Linked DNA regions of Mus musculus: all the other regions are linked to region 1. A link is a loop called in an ENCODE intact Hi-C map of the cell type or tissue named here. Cell type or tissue: left cerebral cortex. All regions are shown on one strand.

Region 1 (2,500 bases):
GCCAGGGGTCCAACAGGATTCAAGGTCAGCCAGAGGTGTGTTCACTTTCCCCCATGTGGCTGTGTGGAATGAGGATTCGTGGACGGGGCCAGGGACAACCCTGGGCCACGCCTGGACTCTCATGTCTACAGAACACTCAGGCCACACAGTATTCAGCCAAGTGAAGAACTGCAGTGGAGCCCATCTCCCTCAGCTGTTAGAATTGGAGATGGTCAGGGCTCCCTGGGCGGTTCCCTTGCCAGCCTCAGTGTCTGCTCTTCACAGCTCTGTGAGGGCAGCAGCCCCAGACATACCCAACCCAATACTCTCCTTGAACCAAGCCGATCCCACTGGGTCCTCTTTGCTTCCGTTCCCTCTGCCCTCAAAGTCCACCTGCCCAGTGCGACACTGCAGGTAAGGAGAGACACGTGAGTGGCTGGCGCCTGCTGGCACGTGAAGGGCAGGCGCTGCCTTTGCAAGAGCATTCCAAACTGTGTTAGTTGTGTGCTGTCTCTTTGTGTGAACCCTTGGAGCATCCACAGGGCCCTAAAGTGTGTATGAGAAGCCCTGACAGCTGGGTGCACAGTGAATGCTAAAGATGCTTTGTTTACTGTATTTTTTGTTGTTGCTATGGGATATAATACAGTGTTACTGATGGTGGCATTTAATAGAGTAGTGTAGCACTCTGTCAGGACCATTGCCAGCACTTGTATACTACTCTGCAGTCTGCTCTAGCAACCCAATACCACAGACGGAATAAGTTACAAAGGGTTAAAGGCTTGTTTTGACTAAGGCTCTGGCTTCTTTCCAGTCGAGTCCAGAGAAGCCACAGGGCATCACACGCAGAGTCCTGTGGTTCCCCTCTCCCGTCTCATAAAGCTTCCAAGATATATGCATGAACTCCACTCTGCTGGCTTTATCCACATCCCTGAAAGCCCCATCTCCAAACACTATGGTTGGACCCAGTTTCTATACCCCCAATAGCTAACTCTGAGGATTAGCTTAGCACATATACTTCTCGACATTCAACCATGTCCAAGAAGACAGGGCCTTGAACTTTGGTCATCAATAGGGTGTCAGTTGTAGGTAGCTTCGAGTAAGGCATACCTGCACAGGTATTGCCATGGAGCCAACAGGCTCTGTGAACCATTTGGGTGAGACTCCTGAACGCAGGAAGAACTGTAGGAGGGTCAGTGATCAGTCAGCAAGGGGAGGCGGTGGTCCAAGGGACCTGCAGTTGTGACAGGAAGCCACAGTGGGGATCTGGGAAAGTGGGTTGGACAGGAAGGGCGGTGGAGGGGTTGAGCATTGAGCTTGGTGATGGGTATTCTTGTACTGCCAGGCTCACACTGTCCCCAGCAGGGGGAGACAGTGTCACAGCAGGATCCCACAGTCCTTTCCACCCTCTAGTTATCTGAGGCTGGGCTTTGCAAAGCCTTGTGCTTGTGGTGAAGTGTAAAATGCCTGGTGGAGTTCCTGTCTCCAGGGCTGCCTTCAGTCAGGTCTTTGGGGATGCCTCCAGATCACCTCCTGGGAGCCATTAGTGTCCCCCTGTCCTCCTGTGCCTAGACTTTCTCTCATTAAATTGTCACTCCTCGAGGATCCCAATGCCATGATATTTTTTTGCTTTATTTACATGAAAATCAACAGATGTTAGCAAGTTAATGTCATTTATTATATAAGATGTGATGACAATACAATTAGTATTTTTTAAACTGTAATTGTAAAATTGACCTTATTAAAATTCTACTTCCTCCATAATTAAAAAAACTAATTACTTCTAGTAATTGGACCAGAAATGACATTTTCAGTTCATTAATATTCAGCAAATTGTTTTTGAAGATGTTCTCGCATGGCACACTGTCAACCTCTAGCATCTCTGTTCATTTCTTATTTAAAAGTCGCCTGGAAATAATAGTTAGCATTTTAACAAGGCGTGTACCCACGGATTGATTTTGTAAATAAAGTTTTTAATTGCTAATTAATTTGTGGAGCTCTGTTCCCTGTAACGCCTTCCAGGCTTAAATGTGGTAGGGCCTCAGGCTGAGCTCAAGCTTGGGCCTGGCAGAGCTTGTCAGCAGCCTCACCAGACTGAGCCGGGTCACGCTCCACCGCTCCTGAATGCCACAGTCTAATTACTCGGTGCGGAGGTGGCTGCAAACCAAAATCACAAGTGCGAACTAGTTTTGTAATTAACTGAGCTCAGTGCAGAGGAGTTTTAAAGAATGAAAATCAACTGTTCCGCGGGCCTGGGTGCTGCCCTGGGCATCTGGGGGTTTGACTAGGTAGGGGTTGGGATGAAGCTTTCTGCTGGAGAGAGAACATTTCTCCTGCTTTGTGGTCCTGATGTTGCCACAGAGCAACTCTTTCTCGACACACACTGGTTCTTCCAACTCCGGGATGGTTTCCTTGGGCAGAGGAGGTGCTTCCTTTGGGAGGCAGGTAGTCAGAACAGGGTTGGGTGGGGTGGCTTCAAAGCAGGGGGCCTGTGTACTGGTAACAAATGCATCTCAAGGTACCA
Region 2 (2,500 bases), 61 kb after region 1:
TGGGTCTTCCCACCTCAGTTAATCTATTCTAGAAACTCCCTCATAGACATGCTGAGAGGTTTGTCTCTTAGGTGAGTCTAGCTCCTGCTAAGCTGCCAGTCAATGTTAACCACGGTGGGAGCCCAGGCCAACCCGGAAATGTTTGCCAGGGAGTTTTGCCTGTTGCATCAAGATTCCTCCTGGACATGAAACCATTCAAGGTTTACACTCAAAACAGTGGCCAGAGATGGTCAGAAGTGGTGGCAAGGAGGACTGCGGGGCTGTGTGAAGGTGGGTGGGGTGCGTTATCCACCAACAGCAAACAGCAAGTTCTGCTGCGTTGAGAGCAAGGAGATGCTGCAAGTCCTATGGCACTCCCTTACAGGAACCTCTGGAAATCAGAAAAGATTTTCTCATAGCAAAGGGAACTAGGAACCAACCCAAAGACTACAGGGCTGGCTGGAATGACCTTTGCAGGGCACGGTGGTGATGCTGACATCTTCCAGCCCATTGGTTGCTGACTGTAGGTACGGCGTGGTTGAAGACACCCTGTGCAAGCCTGGTAGCCACAATGCTGACGATCTTCTGAGAAAGGGATGCTGCCCCCCCACCCCCCGAGATGAGGCGCTATCAAATGCCATCTGCGCCGCCTGTAATTTTAGCCATAAATCCTGCTTGTATTTATCAGAGATTTGTTTTCCAAGATGGCTAATTTTAGTCTCCGATTAAAGTACACACTAATTTCCTTGTTTCTTCCTTGCTGAGAAGTCTGACAGAACAACCCCTCGTCGAAAGGGGCTGGCAGGTTCCCAAGGCCCTGCAGCCTCATTTGCTTAAAAAGAGGTTATTTTTTTTCCCTCTCTCCCTCTTGTTCCTCGCACTCTGTTTTGGCAATGTGGGTAGAATTCAGAGGAGCTGAAATAAAAACAGCATTGTCCTTGTGGAGACAGAGAAGCGAGCCAGGTGGAGCGGCACTGGCCAGGGCTATACTTCCATCAGAGCAGCGGGTCCTCTGGCCTGAGGGTTCTGGGAAGGGGTCCCCATCTGCGTGCAAGAAGGAACATCAGAGCCAATGTGGGAACTGTGTTCTCTAAGCCTGACCCACAAAAACGGACACCACAAAAACACTAGAGAATGCTTGGAACGTTCCTCGGTATTTCCAACTGATGAGTTGGGTTGGCTGGCAGTCTGACTCTAATTGTGATGGATAATTTGTGTCAGGCTTTGATGGGGGAGGTGGTGATGAGTGTTTTGGAAGGGCGAGTAGTCATAGCATCTGCAGATATCAGTAAATTGTAGTTAGGGCAACCGAAATGTGCACCTCTATCCTGTTCCAAAAAAATCGAGAGACTTCTTGGGAAGCAGAGAAACTGGGTAGAAAATATTCAAGTCGGGAGCAAACAGAAGGATATAACCTGGAGGCTAGATAGATAGTTTACCACTTAGGAGCCCTTGCAGAGACTGGGACTTGGTTCCCACCCCTCATACATTCTGACCTGTATCTCCAACTTCATGTGATCTGATGCTCTCTTCTGATATCCAAGGATACTCAACTACACATGCATGTACACACACACACACACACACACACACACACACACACACACACTACATGTTCATGCACGCATGCATGCAGCTCACATACACATACATGCATAACATAGGCATGTACACACTCACACAACACTGGCATGTAACACACAATAGAGGCAGGTATATATACATACACATGCATAATACAGGCACATACACACACATACATAATACAGGCACATATACACACATACACATGCATAATACAGGCACATATACACACATACACAATACAGGCACATAACACACACAACAGAGACACACACACACACACACACACACACACACACACACACACACTAAATTAAACCTTAGAAAAAGGATACTGCAATTAAGGGTGGTGGTGTAGGTCTTTTAAATGTCAGCAAAAGCATTGGCCTCTCGTTCTTCATGGGCACAGTTCACCCGAGTGGGGGAAGGTAACAGAGGCGCCTAAACACTGTGTAGGGAGTGCTCGGGACTCGGAAGTTAGGCTTCTGAGAGATTCTAGACAGCACAAATGTGATTATGGGGAAGTCACCACAGCCCCAGGTGCTGGGACTGTCATCACTGCAGGAAAGCTGCTGTGGACCCTGGTGCCATTATGTCATGAGGCCATCAAGTCTAGAGCTGATGCTGTTCCCCTAGGAGACTGTAGAGCCTGTGTCTCTGCTGTCTACCACTGTGGGTTCTAAGGTAGCATCTCTGTCCCTACCCTTACCCTGTCCCTAAGCCAGGCAATGGAGTAGATTCTCAGCAACTTATTATTGCACGCATTAACAAGAAGGCCTTGCTGGACCCAGAGAACAGTAGCTCAGACATGTATGCTCTAGGGCATTTATGCCAGCACTCAATTCAGAGCTCTCTTGGAGGACTGAAAGGCATGAACAGAGGGGTCACATCTGCTGAACAGCACAGGAAGAAGGTTCTGCTTTGCCTTCCTCTTCCT
Region 3 (2,500 bases), 840 kb after region 1:
CAACGTATAAGGACCCCACGTCCTGGGGTCTGTGGCACACCATGTCACCATGTGGTCTTCTCCACAGCCCTCCCCCCAAACACACACACACACACACACACACACACACACACACACACACACACACACAGCTGTCTAGCAGATAATACCAACTTGAGGACAGCCCTGGGGGTGGGTTTGGGGGCTGAAGGAAACGACTCATGTTTGCACGGAAAGTTATCTCAATAGCAGGGACCCCAGCCCATGGCAGAACCACTCACTCATGAAGTAGGTGACCTAAGCTTGAGGCTAAGACTGGCCTCCAACTCCAAGAAGAGCCTGTAAGCTCCAGATGAGCAGGCTCACCTACCTACAGCAAAACCAGCTACTTTCTTCAAAGTAGCACTTGAAATCAAGGGAGAACGATCTAACAATGTATAGCAGGCCAGAATGCTTCCAGGATCCAGGTAGCTCCCAGCCTACAGGAGATCACTAATTAGGCAGGGAGGCTATAGAATATCAACCCCTTCATCCTTAGAAACCTGGAGGTAGTGAGAACAGCTGTAGGAATCTGCACCAGTACTTTCCAGGGCTCAGTGTTTTCTACTGACCTAGGGGAAGGCTAGCCAATAGGGGCATGGCCAGTGCAAGGGTACTAGGACCACCTACAGTTGGTGCCCACCAGAGCAGGCTGAGCCCAGAGACACCAAGACTATAAAGGGCAAGAAGTTTCAGAGTGCCCACTATTTGTTGCCTACCAAGGCACACCAAACAAGCCAATGGAAAGAATCCCAAAGGGCCGCTGTGACCACAGAGTCCAATGTGTACTACACAAGTCTTAGCAAAGTCTCGAGAACTGGATGGGACAATCCTGCAATCCGGAAGGAGCCAGGAGGGCAAAGGAACCCAGAACTTGAGTGGTCTCAAGTTCTAGGCATTCTGGCAATAAAAAAATCTGCCCACCTAGCCTAAAGTCTGGTGGGTACCCGACCTGATCTGTAAAGCAGCATGGGACAGGGTGCAGTTTTCCCCAGTCCTCACCCCTTGACAACCTTTGCATCCCCAGCCCCCAATCCATTCAGTCCTGGCCTGCTCAGTACTGGCTTCAGCCAGGCTACCAAAGTGGAGCGCTGGTGCCACCTACCGAGGGTCCATGGCATGCGGGTAGGCGCAACTGCCACCGAGCCTTGCGGGGCAGGGGATGGCAACTGCAGCCTGGGCTTAAGCCTGGGCTCCAGTACTACACCGGAGCTAGCCAGGCCCCAGCACGCCCGGGCTCGCACCTAATCCGCGCCGACCATGAGCCCAGAGGCACCGAGGGGCGGCAGATCCAGCGTTGGGCTCTGGGAAGGCTCGCGCCATCGGCCACTCTGGCCCCGCAGAGCCTCGGCCCACCTCGCTGGCAGCGCTGGAAGGTGCTGGAAACAGTATCACGCGCAGGGGCCGCCGCGAGCAGTGTAGGGTACCGCGCGCGCCGGGGACAATTACCTTCTTTGAGGAACTGCGCGTGAATCACCAGGACGAGGAAGCAGCAGAGCGCGGCCCCTGCGAGTGCCCAGAGCGCCTTCAGGAGCTGCATCGCGGAGTGCCAACTCGGCCGACGCCCCCGAAGTCGCGCAGCGAAGGTCCAGGAGCCGCATCAGCGCCCCGCTGGGTGCAGCCGCTTTGGCCGCCCGATCGCGCCCTCCATCCGCCGCCAACGCCGCGCTCCGCCGCGACTGGAGGCGCCACTCCGGGAGGCGATCTGTGTCTTTTGGGCAGGGGGAGGGGACGGCGCGGGGGAGGGCGCCGGGGAGGGGGCGGGCGGGGGCGGGGAGGTTAGCAGAAAGTCTCGGGCCGCGGCGGCCGCCGCTCCGGCCACTCGGCCACCATCGCGCGCTGCGGGGCGCCGGGGGCCCGGGAGCGGGGGACTGGCCGCCGCGGCCCCATGAATCAGCCCCGCCGCCGCCCCCGGAGCCGCGCCGCCAGCAGGGCCCAGACCGGCCGCGGATTGCGCAACGGCCCGGCGGGTTGGGGGTCCGGCGCGGCCCCGGCTCTGGTCGCCTGTCGCCCCGCGCCAGAGATCGGCGTCGCCTTCCTCCACTGCTCTGTTGCCGCTGCCGCCGCCTTCTCCGGCTCCGCCGCCGCCGCTGCCCGCTCTGGCTCCGGCGGGGGGCTTAGGGGGCCGCTCCGCCGCCGCTGCCACCGCCGCGCAGAGGCAGCTTCAGGGCCGGGGCTGCGCGCCGCTCGAGGAGCCGCAGCACCATCGCCGCCGCCGGGGCCCGAGCGGCCCGGCCGAGTCCGCCGCAGTCCAACTTGCACGGCCCGGAGCCGCTGGGCTGGTCCCCTCGCCCGGGACGGTGCGGGCCTCCGCGCCCAGCCGGGAGAGCGCGCCTCCGCCGCCGCAGCCCGGACGAGGCCGGGCCCAGCGCTGCCGCGAGCCGCCCGCGCTGGCTGGGGACGCCGGGGGCGACGCTGAGGGTGGCCGCGCCGACAGGTGGGGCCGGAGACGCTGCGCGCCTCGCCGCCCGCGGGACGCTGC

Evidence for each region. Peaks named below come from ENCODE experiments on the same cell type or tissue, not always from the same donor. Only the 100,000 strongest peaks of a DNase experiment are listed, where the experiment ranks them.
Region 2: it touches region 1 in a loop (4-fold over the local background); 2 of 42 quality-filtered maps call a loop at or near these places.
Region 3: a loop joins it to region 1, with 6 times the contacts of the local background. A loop is called at or near these places in 4 of 42 quality-filtered maps.

Annotation. Positions count from the first base shown.
Region 1 is chr15:88,467,881-88,470,380 of GRCm38, reverse strand. All of the region lies in intron 1 of Gm35831 (a long non-coding RNA gene), which reads left to right. Among named protein-coding and RNA genes, the nearest start is that of Gm35831, 45 kb to the left of the region's middle. In left cerebral cortex, a CTCF peak has its summit at 1,338 (motif pointing right); DNase peaks (open chromatin) are centred at 1,353 and 2,086.
Region 2 is chr15:88,407,208-88,409,707 of GRCm38, reverse strand. No RefSeq gene overlaps it. Among named protein-coding and RNA genes, the nearest start is that of 4930445N06Rik, 91 kb to the right of the region's middle. In left cerebral cortex, no CTCF peak of the experiment used is centred here; DNase peaks (open chromatin) are centred at 381, 851 and 1,189.
Region 3 is chr15:87,624,454-87,626,953 of GRCm38, reverse strand. All of the region lies in intron 1 of Tafa5 (TAFA chemokine like family member 5), which reads right to left. Among named protein-coding and RNA genes, the nearest start is that of Tafa5, 81 kb to the right of the region's middle. In left cerebral cortex, a CTCF peak has its summit at 1,127; DNase peaks (open chromatin) are centred at 1,132, 1,452 and 2,059; H3K4me3 peaks cover 2,342 bases; H3K27ac peaks cover 1,092 bases.